2 separate regions of the Mus musculus genome follow, and region 1 is linked to region 2. The links are chromatin loops, found by intact Hi-C in ENCODE. Cell type or tissue: left cerebral cortex. All regions are shown on one strand. Each heading gives the region's core, and the rest is flanking DNA. Links, peaks and the distances in the headings are about the cores only.

Region 1 (8,337 bases), core at 240-8,239, 780 kb before region 2:
AAAGGACACAAGTTTGAGTCCCAGCACTTCCATGGAAGCTCAACACCTCCTCAGGCAACAGATACACATGTGGTGCACAGACATAGACATATAGCAAGCCTAAAATTATTAAAAAGAAAGACAATATTTCTTGTGCCCTTTTAAAAAGTCACTTTCAGATGACAAATTGTGCTTGTCAGCAGTCTCCTTCAGCAGGAGCCAACATGTATGGCTGGTCCCTGCTCATTTCCATTTCTAGCTTCCTCATTTCTGCACAAGAATAGTGAAATAAAGCCATTGAAATTTTACATTTTACAGAACTTTAAATTTTATCATGCACTTGACTACTGCTGTTTCTTTTGATCCTCACAATAGTGGTGCGACACAGAAGACCGATCTCATTTAATCTATGAGAAAATTAAGGCTGAGGAAGATTAAACTGATCCTCTACAGACCTTGCCATATCACATTATAACTCTCATCTTATTTTTCATGATCACAGTCTTTAGTGGAAATGCAAATAAAATTACTACAGTCCATTGAGCAAAGTGAGGTAATAAAGAGAGATTACAGTGTCCAAATGAATTGAGCAGCAAAATGCCCATCAGAAACCAAAGAGGGAGAACAGGAAAGGAAAAGGCACTGAAGATGAAAGATTGTTCATTTGGAATGATTTTCTCAAAGGCACCAACATTGCAGAGAACTGCAGAAAGTTCCTTGAATCATTGATGTAAGTCCGTGGTGCAGGTGAGCTTAGGGGCATGATTTACTCGATCACAGTTTTCACCCAACACAATTTTAATAGTTACTTCCAAATCTGCACCTTTTGCTACTTCAGGAGGTCCTAAAGAGAAGGGAGGCTCTGTCTTTCCTTCCCTGTACTTTTGGCATGCTGTCCAGGTTTCATACATGAGCTCCCCCCAAATATTTATTAAATGAACACATCTTGTGCATTGCACACAATGCTCTTGGATGCATAAGCTGACAAACAGGTATAACCATCTCTGTATCTATCTCTAAAAATCTGTAAACAAGCTCTGCAAATTATTTTAAATAGAAAATCTAAATTTGAGTCCCAGCTCTGCTACTAATGTACCATAATGAGAATCAAGGCACATCAAGCAACTTTCTTGACTCTTCATCTGTATACAGATGTGTATTCCCACTCTTGTTAAACGTCAGAGAATATTTGCTGACAGGGAGTGATCACACAGTGGATCTGCTGATAATTATTCCATCGGCTTTTCAGAGTGAGGGCTGTTCCCTGCAAAGTGATGTGACTAGTGACTACACAAAGCCCTCTCATAGATGCTTGGGTAACACGATGCTAAAAATGATGAATCCTCGGTTTCTGAGACAAAGCTCATGCTTTTATTAGACACCCCACAAAGTTGTCTATAGATTTGAGTGCTATATTGTTAAACTGGTAGCTTTAACTGTAGTGTTCAGAAACTGGAAAGATGGCTCTGTGGTTCAGAACACTCTGACTCTGTCAGAAGAGCCGGATGTGGATCTCAGTGTGTACGTCAGGTATTTCCCGCAGATGCTCAAAACTCTGCCTTCTGGGGGTCCCCACACACACAGGAATATGCACATAATGCAAACATACACACAAATATATATGCATATAAATACAATAAAATAATGTTTTGTCAAATTTGTAATGTTCATAGCAATTTTATGAAAACGCACATTTCAAGGTTCATACTCCAAAAAGGGTCTTGCATAGGCCTAGAAATCTATATTTTAGCAAAATTGGTAATGTTTATAGCAGTTTCATGAAAATACAAGTTTTTGGGGTCCTATAGCCAAAGGGTCTTAGATATATCTAGAAATCTATATTTTGGCATGATTTTTAGATAGTTCATACCTAGAGTGATATATGTATTTCAAGCTACATTTTGAGAGGTCCCAATCTGTTCTAAGTAACATTTAAATGCATGGACATTTAGATGCAGTGCTACAAAACAATCAAACAAACAAACAAATAAACCAACAGTCTGAGACATTTAGCAAGAACAATTTCCTGAATTCAAGATAAGTTTACACCTGGATTATACTATGTATTCACGGCAGGTTCCTGTCTGTGAAGCAGAAAGGAATGTATGCAGTCAAAACAAGTAAACACAAGAAATCCAGTCTAAGCAATGTGCGTTCAGCCCTTGTACTTAATTAAGCCTCCTGAAGACTCTGTATTCTCACACAGTAGAAGGGGCTGAGAAGTTCAGAGATCGCTCACACAGGACAAAACTGAGTTTGCATTCTGCCCCAACAAAGCAGCCTGTAGTGTGTTCATGTTTACCCAACACCATGGTTTCCCCAGTCACACTTCTCAGCTCTACTACAACACGTAAAGATTTCCAACAGGCAACTCCAAGTCTTAAGGTAGAGCCTGGCTGAGTAAGACTCTGGATTGCTTTCTCTAAGATATCTTTGTTATTACAGAGACAGAGCCTTCTTCAACCTACCCATTGGTCATCCTTGGCATCTCATTTTGTATCTTATGATGGAGAACTGCCATCTGGAGAGCTTTCTTTCAAGGTCTTTCTCAGACACACCACCAAAATGATTATATTTTCCATCCTGTTTTCCAGGAATCAGCAACAAGAAAAGAAAAGAAAAAAAAGTTTAAGCCCTGCTCATTCTACCCTCTAAAACAAACACTTTTTGATTATAAAGGAAGAACTAATATATCATATATATGTTATTATACATTACCATTACAATATGTTATATCATATTATATAACAAATAATAATATGTATTATTGTATATTATATTATAAACATTTCATATACATGCATATATACACATATAATCATACATGATAATTATAATTAAAGGATAATTATAATAATTATAATATAATATATAACAAAATAAAATAATATATAATAAACAATACAACATTATGTAAATTATATCTAATATATAATATATATTATTCATCATATTTTTTTTCTCTGTAGAGGAGAGAGACTGAGTAACTGAGTCTATACCTCAGATTCATGCCTCTAACTACTTCTATGCCACTAAAATACAGGGAAAGAGCATAAAAGGAAGGAGATGAAGAAGCTGGGAGAACATGAAGGCACTTTTGGATTGTGAAGCAGGATGGTCATTCAGACCTAGGTTTAACTGTTGCTTCTTTTAAAAGTGGTGCATGGGAGCAAACGTTCCCTGTTTGTCTAAATGGTCTTATGAGATTATCTGCAGGGGGCACAGACTTAGAATCCATGTAGAGACACATCCTTCTTTTCGTTTCTCAATGCCCTGTTTTGTTCCATTCCGTGGGATGGTTTCTTGAGGATCACTCATTTATGATGCTCAAGAGGACAGGGCTAATGCTGATGGCTATCATGCATTGAAACACACTCAGAAATGGCCTCCAGGACAGCTTTGATGGAGTATAACTACACAATGCTCAGGCTCCCTGCAGGCTATTTGTAAATGCAGCACAAAGCTCCAGGAGACATGGTCCTCAGAGGAGGAGGACGATTGGAACAGTACCAGGCCAGCTGCCTCTTCCCACCTCTGACTCACATACTTCCTCTCCAGGCTGGAATCTGATGTTGCCAAGACAGCTGAAAAACTCAGTAAATTTTTATTTAAATAGAAGCTAATCAAGGAGTTGAGCTTGGATATGGATTCTGATTTCTCTGCTGCTATGACTCCATGATTGCCCAACATCACCAGCCACTGCATTCTCAGCACCAAAGCCCACTCCCAGGCCCTACGCTGGCCAAGTCCAGCAGTTTTGGCTGGGCATGTCTGAGGCCAGACTTAGCAGTTCATCATGCCCAAATATGGCAAGGGTCCTAGACGGCAGAAGCATCACAGCTGGACTTGAGGTGAGTCAAGTCAAAATGCATTTCTCTTCACATGGGAAGCCATTTTATATCGTGTAGATGGTTTGGGCTGAATGTAGAGGTACTGCAGGCATGGAATAAAAATCCAAAGTAACATTTATGAAAAACATCTTATAAACTATCTCCTGAAATGACTACTGTAAAAGTTACTTTAATCCAATGAAGAAATGTAGTTTATTATTTATACATGTCATATTAAGAGCTCATTTCATTATTTTATGTATGTCCACTTTAATGCAGATTTTTAAAATTATAATTGTGTAATATCTTTTAACACTTTTTTAATCTTTTAATTTCCCCTGAGTTTATTTACCTGTATAATAATTAATATAATAATAATTATGTAATTATAGTAATAATAATAAAATGCTCACTATATAATCACAATGTGGTATACATAGTTCTCTAAGTGGACTGTATATATACAATAACAACAGTCATACCCTTTGTTAAATAGGTAGATGCCCTGTTAAGGGTTCTTAGCACATGCAGATCCAAAGCACACGAAATACAAAGGGCACAAGAAAACCTTGAGAAGTGTCTTCTATGTTCAATAATACATCCAAACTCAGAGTACATTCAATATGTGTTGTTCCTTGTACATCCATTGTGTATAAATAAAGCCATTAACACTCAGCTGCCCTGGAGCCTCTTCTACCCTCAGAACTCAGTAATTAACTTTCTCTCTGTTTGGTTTGATCCAAACTAGAAATCTCACAGGACATAAGCCCTAAATGTCAGGATCTATTTTTGAGAAGATTTGGGTGGTGAGCATTCTTTCAGGGATGCAGATGAATATGTATCAGTCATACTTCCTGGTCCTCAGATAAAGGACCCTCTCCTCCCCTGCAGTGTGACAGTGGTGACTCATCCCAAGATAGCACCACCATCCCCTTTTCATCCCAGCCTCTTGCCTGTGCCTCTTTCATATCTGATGTATCCGTTTAGGGAACTGTGCCCTTTGCCTGAGGCACTTCACACTCAGAAGTGTAATCTGTCACTAGGAATTATCTTTTTTTTTTCCAAGAAGAGGACATCTTGACAGGAAAGAAAGCAAAAGTCTTCTCATTAGAAAGAAAATATTGATTATGGTTGCCAACTTTTTTCATTCACGGGACCTTTAGCTCAGCTGAGACATCCAGTCCCTTGGATGCCTGGTTTCTAAAACTATAAATTTAACATCTCAGTTTCTGTCACACTTCGCCTGTTACTCTGAGTAGAAAGTAAGTGGGCAGATGACTCATTTGACTCATTGAGCTTGCTCACAGCAGCCTGGCAGTCATGGATGATATGAATTCCTCTTGCTCCAGTCTAGAAAGGCAGCTATGGACTAATGTGTCTTAGCTCCCAATCCTAGCTGAAATGTTCTGGAATACTATCCCAATAGTCCTGTCTAAACACACGGTCAGATTGAGAACTCAGCATTCAAAATAAATGAATCCAATGTAAGAACACTTTGAGAAAAATAACACAAGTCTTTATTGTAGGTGTCTCGGGCATGTACAGAGATGGACACTACAAGAAACATTGCAACCACCTCATTAAAACTTCTCTCCCAAGGCAGGTATCAGCCAGGAAATTCTCTCCTTTTTCTCATCTCCATCATCTTGTTTTCCTTGTAGCATACCATGCCTAACGCAGATTAAGCTCACCAGTTTTCACAACCCCATGCCCCTGATCAGCCTATCAGAAATCCAAAGTTTTAGGGAATGGGAGTTGGTAGCCTGCTTTGAAAGTACCTTGCAGGAAGCTGAACCTTATTTAATGCTAGCAAAATGATTTTATAACTAGCAAAAAACAAAGCAAAACAAAACAAAACAAACACAAAAACAACAACAAAAAAAACAAAGACAAAAACAAAAACAAAACAACCAAAAAAAAAACCCATTAGGGTCAAAATTTGAATGAGAAGAGAAAATTTATGGTTATCTTTAATGATCTTCATGAAAAAGAAATTAAAACAAGTTAACGTGTTTCAACACCAAGCAGAATTCAGAAGTGTGAGAGAAATTGTTCAAAAGAAGCCATAGGAGTTCGTTTGGTTTGAAGAGGAATTCTCATGTTAACTGAGTAGCCCTGGTCCCAGTCTGTCTGAGTGCCTAGAGATTCAGATGTGAGTCTGCCTCATACTCTCTCTCCTAAATGAAACATCCTTATTTCTAGATCTAAGGTAATTTTATTAATTTTTATAGATATGAAAAACAAAAGTTTATCTTAAAACAAAATATGTAAAATTATGACTAATAAAAATAAAATCGTCACAAGGAGACAGCAATGGCTAACAACCTGACATATTTTATTCCTGAAAACGATATCCATTTTTTACTGTAAATCTCTCTAATAATGTGTCCGTAAACATTTTTGTATACAGTTTAGTATATTAACTTTCTCTAAAATTATGAAAGTAATATGCTTTAATGTAATCAGAGAGACAATGTGAAAATAAATAATGAATGATCTGTGTGGTCATTTCCTGCTTCTTGTTCTCAAAGAACCTTGTTCTCATCTGTCCTGCTCAGAAACTAAGTAGGCTGAGGATAGAGAGTCGGCGGAGATGGAGGACAGCACCATCTGTCACTTCTCACAGTCCTGCCAACTGCGAGTCCCATGGAAATAAGGAACATCAGTTGTTCATGCAAACAAAGGAGTCATATAATACAGTCTCATGCACACTGCTGTATCCTGCATCACTGCCAACAACGGCTATGCTATGCAGGAGCTGGTCAGTAAACTATCAGTGATATATCGAAGTGTATGTGCTACAAAATTCTTAATGGAATTACAAAGGAGAGAAAAGCAAGAAGGAGGGACGGAAATGAGGGAAGGAGATGGGGGAGAGAAAACAAGTAATTTGGATGCTCTATCATGGACACGTTTAAAAGCATGAAAGTGAATAGTCTTCTGAGAGAATGATGTCCTAATTTTTAGCAGAATAACAGCTAATGCTAAATATCACTTAGTTTTGTTGTAAGAAAGAGAAAAAAAGAACCTCTGGTTATAATCAGAACCAAAGTGTAACTCATTGGAAAGACAAGTAGTTCAAAAATGTATGAGAACCCTGGGGTAGAGTGGGAGAGCTTGGGTGTAGAAACTACAGCAGTTCCTACATTACTGAGATCGTTGGAGAATGGTGTTGCCAGGAGATGTGAATGCCAATCATTTTGCTTTGTCCTTAGCATCTCAGCAAAGTGAGATGTGCAGAAGGAGCACCCATATGTTACAGCTCAGAAACGCAATCTTTCCTTATTTTCAGGAAACACATGGATGCTAATCGCTAATTGTCTAAAGGAGAGAGTAATTTCCACTTGTAATTTCATAGTTTTCATAAGAAGCAAGAGTGGGTTCTGGGCAAGTAAAATCCATGAATACCCATGACCTAACACAGGATATTATTTATAGAGTCAATTTTAGAAAAACCCCATCTAGTAAGGCACAAGTAATCTTTTTTAACTTTAAATAAACTCCAGTCCTTTTGAAGTCACAGGAAACTGAAAAATGGCTGAGAATAATGTTATTGGCAACCTGGTTATACAGTTGTGGTTAGTCTGTGAAATTTCATTAACTCCTATACATGTTTTTCTATGCATACATTATCTTTGAAAATAGATTCCATTTTTAGAAGCAGGTACAACAAATATCTCATAAATTTTAAAAAATCTTTCTAAAGTCTGAACCATCCAGACTAAATATTTCCTGTGTTGATATTTTGAAACATTGGAACAATGCCAACTGGAGCTGGAACAATGCCAACTTGAACTGTCATAAATATCACCAATAGAAAACAGTAGTAGAAACATAAGAGAAAGGGGGTATGGTAATTAAAATATTTATTACAATGTGAAAAAATAGAGTAGGCTGGAGTCCTTATTGCTGTGACTGGTGCCATCCCATTTGTGTCTGTACTTTCTGGGCATTCGTCTGTCCTCCCAATGTCTCAGAATAGAGAAACACATTTTAATTCTTAAGAGAGTCTTTGATATTCTGATCCCATGGAATGAAAGTTTTAAATAACGGTTCCATGTTTCATAGTAGTCAAAAGATACTCTCTACATGGTTAGAGCTGGTAACAATGAATTCTTATTAATACCATAGACATTTAGAATCTAACACGTCTCAGAAATAAGACAAAAAATATGACACTCAAAGTTGCTACCAACCCAGTGATGATGAAGATTTTTCATAAGCAATGGCTCTACTGTGATTGCCTAACAGAATGTACTGGTTTGACTTTGAGGTGCATACCCCAGGAGAATATGTGTCTGAGTGTTTCATCAGTCCCTGATACTTCCATGTTGTGAGGCTGGTGGTCTCTGATGAATGGAGCCTGATAACAGTGGATTTGGATGTAGAAGTCTCAGCTACTTCTCCAGTATCATGTCTACCTGAGCTCCCATGCTCCCCAAAAATGATGATAATGGACTGAAACTCTGAAACTGTAACCCATCCCCAGTTAAATGCTTCCTTTTATGAGTTGTCATAGCATGGTGTC
Region 2 (8,337 bases), core at 108-8,107:
TAAAGGCTGTGAGTGTCTCTCATTCAGGAATATAAAGCATTGGGGCAGACACTGCCACCATCTCCGCTGCCGCAGCGGCTGCCTCTGCCACCACCACCACCACCACAAGGATCATTCGAGTAGCATTAGTTGGGTACTGTGACAGGGGTTTCTCCCACCTTCATTCTGTTTCTGTCAAATCTTTCCAACTCTAATTCCAGGCTTTCCCTAAGTTCATCTAGATGTCCTCTCTGTGTAGCTTCTATAAGATGGTTTGGGTCTCAAACAAAAAATCCAGTTCTTCAAGCTAATTTAGGGTCATTTTCATTTACTCCAAGTTGGAACAATGACATCAAGCAGCTGTGGTGTTGCCACGCCTCCCAGCAGCTGGTGAAGGAGGGCACAGCAGTTGAAGCAAACAGGGGCCAAAAAGAAGACAAGAGACAGAACACAGATTCAAACTCAGGTCCTCTGGATCCAGAGCCAGCGAATTCCTTCTGAGTCATGTTAGATTCATGAAATGCATTCATGAGCTGGGCTTGGTGTTGTATACCTTTAGTCCTAGCACCCAGGAGGCAGAAGCAGGTGGATCTCTGTGAACCCAAGGCCATCCTGGTCTACATAGTAAATTACAGTTCTGCTAGGGCTATGTAGAGATAGACCCTGTCTCAAAGAAAACAAAAACAAAAAGCAAACAACAATGTACTCAACTTCTAATTGTCAACCCAATATTGCTAGGGGTCAACCACAATCTAAGCTCCATGTTCCATAGAAATGGACTGGTAACTGACAAGCAACAGCAACTTTCCAGCTTCTCTTGCAGCTAGATGGGGACACATGAGAAACCACGATGATCCAAACAGAACTGGGCCTCCTGCACATGCTCTGTCCTGCTTGTATCTGCAGCCCAGGCAGGCTGAACTCCAGCTTCGACTACTTATATCATAAAAGGGCTTTGGGGGAACCAAACAATGACTGGCAGGAATCTGAATGATCTCACAGAGCACAGCCTAAACAAAAAACTCACCCTGGATTGCAGCCTTGCCCTAATCAAATATGACATCAATACATTCTAAATACGAGTCATGTTTTTGTTATAAGAAAATTAAAGCCAAGAATGGTGACACAGACATGTAACCCCAGCACTCAAGAGTATGGAGAATTCAAGGCTGACTGAGCTACGTAGCAAGTCCATTTGTACATACAAACAAAAATACGTACATATATAAATACATATATGAGTGCATATATACATACATTTTGAATACCCCAAGTAGTACCTCTTGATAATAATAAGGCCTTAAGACACCCTAAAACCCTCTCTATTGTCATCCCCCATCTTCTATCCATGGTTAAATTTGTCTGTTCTGTAGTCTACACTCAATTTATGGTGCTCTCCTAAGGGAACCTTTAAAACTAGCCTTCATTGGAATCCAAGGTCTCCCTGTGTGAAGTAGGATTTATGTCTACTCAGTAAATTCCTACTTTGGGCTCCCTCTCAAAGGAGACAACGTTTAGCAACCAACATAAGAGCCCAGGAAACAGGTAGGACTCAGGGGTCACTCTTGAGACACTCATCAGAAGGCTTGATGAAATGCAGTGTCTCTCTGAGTTTCCCTGTGCCTCACATGACTCAGAGCCCACAGTGCACAGCGATGTTCATCCATAAACACTCCATGCATCTCACAGCAGCTGACAGCACAACGTTCATACTCCACTAGCTTTGGCCACACTATAGAAAGCAGAGGTCCGTGCTGACTTCCTGAGACGCAGGGTGTGTAGTATTTCTTTCCTGAATCTAATGAGAAAAGTATGGAAATAAGAAAACAAAAACAAACAAAGGGTTATAAGATTGGTATTAAAATGGATCCATTGGCTTTGGGCTTGGGTAGACACAAATGTGAATCCTGACTGCTTGCTTGTTTGCTTTTGGAACCTGTTTCCTATAACAATACAACTACTCATTCTTACCTGGAAGGATGGGCACAAGGACATAGGCAATGTCTGTTACAGACACTGGCTGTGCTTGTAGGCGAGGAACTCAGTAAATGATTGCAAAACAAAATCCAGAAAGATCCCCTCCCCACCCGCCTCCAGAAGAAGGGGAGGAAGGAGGAAGAAGAAGATGGAAGAAGAAAGGAAAGAGGAGGAAGGAGGGGGAGGAAGAAGGACAAGGAGAAAGACGCAGCAGCCAGCAGGCTTTCCCATCTCCCAGATCACCACAAAGGGAATGTGGCCCACCAGCTGGTCCCAAGGCCTCTAGATTGTCAAGGCCTGGCTTCTGTGGGTGCTATTGTGGGCCGGGAGGATGTGTGCACTGACCACATCCCAGCTGCTCTGCAGCTGGGGCTGCCCAAACCCTCCAACTCTTCTCATGTCTAAGTCAGTCAGCTTCACGGGAGGGTCCGCTTCCAAGTCCCTTTATTCTTCTGTCTTAAAGTCATGAAGAGGGGGGAAATGAAGATATGTGGTTGTTTTCTGTTCCTAGGACTATAGCTGACTTGAGCCAAAATCCTCATTTTGCTTTAATTACCATTCTACCATACATAGCAAGCAGGGCTGAAATGCTGACAGCGAACTTGAAGTTGGTCTTCTTTTCTTTCCTAGTGTGTATGTGTTGTGCATATATGAAGGTGTAAGCCATCTATGTGACAGAGCATGCATGAGAAGATCAGAGGACAACTTTTAGAGTCAGTTCTCTTTTTATTTTTTATTTTTTAATTTTTTTTTCAGTTCTCTTCTACCTTGTCTATGAAGCAAGCTATCTCCCTTTGCTTCTGCCATGCTGTGTAACTCCAGACTAGCTGGCCTGCAAGCTTCCAGGGAATTCTCCTGCCTCCACCTCCCATTTCACGACAGGTACCCTGCAACAGATGAGGCCCCTGCATCAAGCTTTTTACAAGGGCTACAGGAACAGAATTCCGTCTACCAGGCTACCAGAGCATTTTACTCACTGACTCACATCCACAGGCACAGACCTTGGGTTTTTAGATTAAACAGTCATACATATTATCAGGTATAGAAAACTAAATGACTTTCAAAGGATGGTTTGGGGGTGTCATGCCATCTGAGTCTGATTATCATTGATGATCTGACGATCTCTCTCTTCTCTTCTCTTCTCTTCTCTCTCTCTCTCTCTCTCTCTCTCTCTCTCTCTCACTCACTCAAGTATCCCTTTCTTTAGTTCTTTGGAGCAAAACTGTATAGCTTCTGTATATAAAAATATCCAATGTAGTGTTAGGGATTAAATCCAGGGCCTTGTGCTTGCTAAGCAACCACTTTATCACAGAATTATCTGCCCATTGCTCTTCTGCTATGCCACTTTGGTATTTCTTCATTTCTCAATTCTGCAAAGCATTTGGGCAGCCCCTTCTTCCTGGTGTCCTTTTAGCGCCTGAAATATGTTTCTGATAGCATGCCAACAGTAACAGAATCTCCTGGCTGGTCTTCTGCCTCTTGCCTCTGCAAACCAAGCTCTATTCATCCATTTCTATTCTTTTCCAACTCAACTACCTTCTATGAGTTTCTTTGGCTCAGCCTTCAGCAAAGATGGCAGACAGAGGACAACTTGCTGTAGTTCTCTATTCTGTGGGTCCTGGGAGTTGAACTCAGTGAGATTGAACTCAGGTTTCAGGCTTGGCAGCAAGCTCCAGCAGCAGTCATTTCTAACCCGCTGAGCCATCTCAGCGGTCCCCAGAAACTAACTGGATATAATTACTACCTCAGCGTCCATTTTTAGACCTGGTGTAAATCGTTTGAAACTCAGTTGTTTCTTGCCACCTTTGGCCTGGCTAAAATATCTCCCTTTCGGGTGGTTTTCTGGCATACACAGCCTACATGTTCCTCATTCCATTGACCCACAAACCCAACACACCCCACAGCTGCTGGCCCCGATAAAATCTAATTGATGAAGTCAGACAATGCCGCTATGTCCCTCCCTTCCACATTTGCTTCTTTTAGCAGATCACAGCTTCGTGGTGTCAAGGGTTGGAGGGGAAGGCCAGGAGGCAGACCTAAAGGAGCATTTGCAAATGCAGATTTTACTGGGACTATTTTATTGAAGGGAGGGGTCTACCTGGATGGAGGTGGAGCCTGCCACTCCTCAGAGAGATCCCTTTGCTCTTATTTTCCAGCTACACTACAGGTGCCTAAGGGCAAAGACTGTTTTGCAATCAGGATTTCCATGCAGGGTCCAGCCCAGGGCCTGATGGTGAAATGTTTAACCCCAAACCCCAGCAGGGACATCCATCCAGCAGGGCAAGTTCCCAGCACCTGTTGCCTTCCCAGATGTCACTGGGGCCAAGGGTGAGCCCGGGTGGCTCTCTTCCCCAGGGTTTTGGCAGGGTTCTGACTCGATACTCTGAGTTCCGAGCTACACTTTTACAACTCTATACTTGAATTTATCAAAAAGGATAGGCTAAGCGGGGGTATTCCAACCCGGAAGAGACAGCCCCGCCATGTGCCTGTTTTGTCAATCAGGCAAGAAGGAATCTTTCCTCGACTCATCTTGAATTCACTTCCTGAGGTTGCCTTCTCCCCCAGCAGGTGCCACCACTCATTTGAAACAGACAGAAACAGCAAATTGCTCCACACCCCGGGAGCTCCGCCAGCTTTCCCGCCCGCGGGCGTGGTGCTCGGAGGAGAGCCGCCTCCCGGTTGCGCCAACGCAGGACACTTCTCGCCAGCCCTTGACTCTTCTCGCACCTAACCGCTGCAGCGACTGGCAGCCTGGCGATCGGCCTCGCCGCCGCTGCGAGCAAGAAGATTTTCTTCTCACAAAAAGAAGGAAAGAGTGGCCGGGAAGGAGTAGAAGCTCCAGTTGTCTCTCTATGAAACCAGGTTTTTAACTCACCCTCTACTACTCTACACATCAGAAGAGAAACTGGGGTCGGGTGTGGTGGCACACGCCTTTAATCCTTGCACTCAGGAGGCAGAAGTATGCAAATCTCTGCGTTCGAGACTAGCCTGCTGCATAGAGCAAAATCCAAGACAGCCGGGCTACACAGATAAACTAAAAGGTGGGAGGAGGAGGAAGGGAGGAAGGAGGAAGAAAACCTGCTATAGATATACCTGTGGCTTCCACGTCCTAGTTTGCTACCGCTGTATTTCAAACAAACGAAACGGTCTTAAACTCATTTTAGCCTGCTTCCTGTTCCTAAGGAATTTAGAGTTGAAAGAAAAACAAAAGTTCCGTGGAGTTTTAGATTAGGAATGTTTCTAGATGGTTCTTGAAGCCATGCATGGTTGTTATAGACACACTCAACACACCCCATGGCCTTATTTAAAGTCAGTGCTTATGGGAGTATTTCAGCTGCCTGTGCAGAGAGTTCCGTGACAACTGAGTATGGAACAAGTGGCATTAATAGTCCTTGTCTTCACCCCCCCATGCTCATCAAGGTAAATCACTCTGGCTTCCGCCACTGACCCAAGGTTGAGCTGAGATCAATCCCTCTTGGTCTAGGAAGTGGACTGTTTATACCCCAAAATGAGGGAAAAAAACCTATCAGCTACTTTCTAACAATGGCTTTTGAATTGTGAAATGTTGGTCATGTCCAAAGAGCATTTTAAAAACCCAGGGGGTGGAGGGAGGTCGGCCATGGCAGCTGCCATCTTCCAGTAACTCGCCAAAATGGCGAACACAAAGGGAAAGAGGAGAGTCACTGGGTACATGTTCTCTAGGCCTTTTAGGAAACATGGAGTTGTTCCTTTGGCCACATACATGCAAATCTACAAGAAGGGTGATATTGTAGACATCAAGGGAATGTGCACTGATCAAAAAGAAATGCCCCATAAGTGTTACCACAGCAAACCCAGGAGAGTCTACAATGTCACTAGCATGCCATGGGCATAATTGTAAACAAGCAAGTTAAGGGCAAGATGTTGGCCGAGAGGATCAATGTGCGGATTGAGCACATCAAGCACTCAAAGAGCAGAGACAACTCCTGAAGCGGGTGAAGGAGAACGATCAGAAGAAAACGGAAGCTAAGGAGAAGGGCACCTGGGCTCAGCTGAAGGGCCAGCCTGTGCCATCCAGAGAAGCACTCTTTGTGAGGACTACGGAAAAGAGCCGGAGATTTTGGAGCCCATTGCATGTAGATTCGTGGCCTAATGTACAAAAAGGAAATAAACGACTAAGACTGCAAAGTGTTAAAACAAAACAAAACAAAACAACCAAAACCCAAGGGGGAGGAGGAAGAAAATGACCCAAGTGATAACAATTATTGTGCCTCTGCTATACACCAGGCTCTCCTGGGTGCTGAGGATGGCATGATGACCCCAAGGTGGTTCCTGATCTCTTGAGTATGATGAGAAGGCCACAAATAAAGGTATAATTACAGATTGATGTCAGAGCTAGGGAAAACAACACCTGGGATTTGAGAATTGGGGACAGGGTTGGAGGAGTGTCCCCAAGCAGAGGATGATAGAGTACAAAAAGGAAATGTAAACACACACACACACTTTCTTGTACAACTCCCTTATTTATAGACAAGGAAACTGAGGCTCAGCAGACCTAAAAGATTTGTCCAAGGTCGAGGCTAATTTTAGAAACGGGGCCAACTGCAAGGCCCAATCCCTTCCTGCTAAAAGCACATGGAGTTTATTTATAGCTCAGTTATAGACTAGTCTAATTCATTTGGCCAATAAACGCAGAACATTGAGTTCAAAACCACATCCCTTAAGACCACAGCATAAATAACGACGAGGGTCTTAATACGGACGATACCTTTTCATTAAATACAGAGTTCTCATCCTATCAAAATTCCAGCGCTTGGTTCAGATTAAGAGAAGATCGGGTCGTAACCCCTGTATAAAATATCCTGGCAGCGCTAACTGTTCAGTGATAATTTGAGTGTGAGCTGTGTGTCCCGGCTGACTTCACACCCCAGCTAGGGTTTCAGACCTATACGTGGTGTTGGGGTGAGACCCTGGAGATGAGCTGCTGGCGGCTGGCTGTGCTCTCCACTGTGTGCGTGAGCTGCATGAAGAATCCTTTTGAGAAGCCCGGAGTTTCCTCTGGCAATCTATGCGAGAAGGGTGCGGGGCGGGGGAGGAAGACGCTGTGACCGGAGGTTACCTCTGAGCTGGACTGCAGAGGGAGGGGTGGGGGAGTACAAGACAGTCTGTTTACTCCAGACTGCGTGTATTCGCGCACTGTGCATGCAATATACATATTATTTATTTTTTCCAATAAGATTCTAAATAGGAGTAAAATCCCTATAGAACAAAGGTGACTTTCGGCAGATGTCAATATTTATCCACGATTGGAAACCTCTAACCACCGTAGGCTCCCAGGTTGAAAACGTGGACTCCAAGCCACCTGGCTCAGGGTTAAGAAAGTTGGATGCGTTAGCGGAAGGGAGGGTCGCTGCACTTGCTGCTCGAACCCTGGGATCGCGAGCCCGCAGGGAGAGTGTGCGCTTTCTGCAGGCTCACCCCCTACGTCCTCACACACCCACTAGCGCGGATCAGCAAGGGTGGGACCGCGGCGGGGCGGGGCCTTTGGAGCCCAGACCCCACCCCTCCCCCTCCCTCTGCTCCGCTCCGCCCGCGCTCGCCCCCCCGCCCGCTCCCGGGGTGCCCGGCCCGCCCCCTCCCTGCCGCGCGCAAACGAACCTCGCGACGCCGCGCTCAGCGGTGGCGGTGGCGGCGACAGGCCGGGCGAGGCAGCAGGTTAGCCCGGGCCGCCCTACTCTGCAGGCGTCTCGGAACTGCAAGCTACGCCGCCCGAGCCCTGCGCCCGGGAAGCACTGGCCAGCCGGCCGCTCCTGAGGCTCGCTCCTCCAGGCGCTCGCAGGCATGCAGCCGGGGAGCAGGCGGAGCGCCCCGGGTCGCTACTGAGTCCGCTGAGCTGCGGGGACCAGCGCCAGCCGGGCCCCTCCCACCTCACCCAGGGGCCCACGAGCGACCGCCCTACACCTAGTCTTCGCGCGCAGCCCCGCCAGCGCCAACCCCCCGCGGGCTGGAGGGGCTCATGCAGCCGCCAAGGTAAGCGCGGACAGCGGGGGCACGGGGTCCTGAGGTCCCCAAGGCGCTGCGGACACTTGCGCTCCGCCGCCTCACTGATTAGTGGCTCCCCCAACCCGGTGTCTCATCTCACACACTTAGGGTTTTGCCTCGGATGACTCGCCTTCGCACTTGGCAGCAGGAAAGTTTTGTGGTTTGGTGTTTTTTCTTTTCCCCCAGCCCCCTAAGATGCTGCCATGAGGGCAGTAGGCGCTGCGCGTGGCTGGGCAGACCCGGCGCCTGTCCCACCCACTGTGTACCGCCTGGAGCTCTCTCTCCTGCGCGGCCACCTCTTCCGGAGGCGAGAGCCCCCCTGACCCACAGAGCTCTTGACAGATCTGATCACCCCGCTGA

Evidence for each region. Hi-C counts contacts between places; a loop is a spot of excess contacts. Peaks named below come from ENCODE experiments on the same cell type or tissue, not always from the same donor. Only the 100,000 strongest peaks of a DNase experiment are listed, where the experiment ranks them.
Region 1: a loop joins it to region 2, with 4 times the contacts of the local background. A loop is called at or near these places in 3 of 42 quality-filtered maps.

Annotation. Positions count from the first base shown.
Region 1 is chr7:72,585,847-72,594,183 of GRCm38, forward strand. No RefSeq gene overlaps it. Among named protein-coding and RNA genes, the nearest start is that of Gm36865, 240 kb to the right of the region's middle. In left cerebral cortex, for the core only: no CTCF peak of the experiment used is centred there; DNase peaks (open chromatin) are centred at 3,492, 4,678, 5,057, 5,928 and 3 more places; H3K27ac peaks cover 320 bases.
Region 2 is chr7:73,367,924-73,376,260 of GRCm38, forward strand. Rgma (repulsive guidance molecule family member A) reads left to right here and starts at 7,597. Exons shown (of 4, transcript NM_177740.5): 1 at 7,597-7,965. The coding sequence starts at 7,952. It overlaps A730056A06Rik (RIKEN cDNA A730056A06 gene), which reads right to left and starts at 7,851. Exons shown (of 2, transcript NR_040325.1): 1 at 7,594-7,851. In left cerebral cortex, for the core only: a CTCF peak has its summit at 4,558 (motif pointing right); DNase peaks (open chromatin) are centred at 4,605, 7,027, 7,448 and 7,637; H3K4me3 peaks cover 1,811 bases; H3K27ac peaks cover 1,848 bases.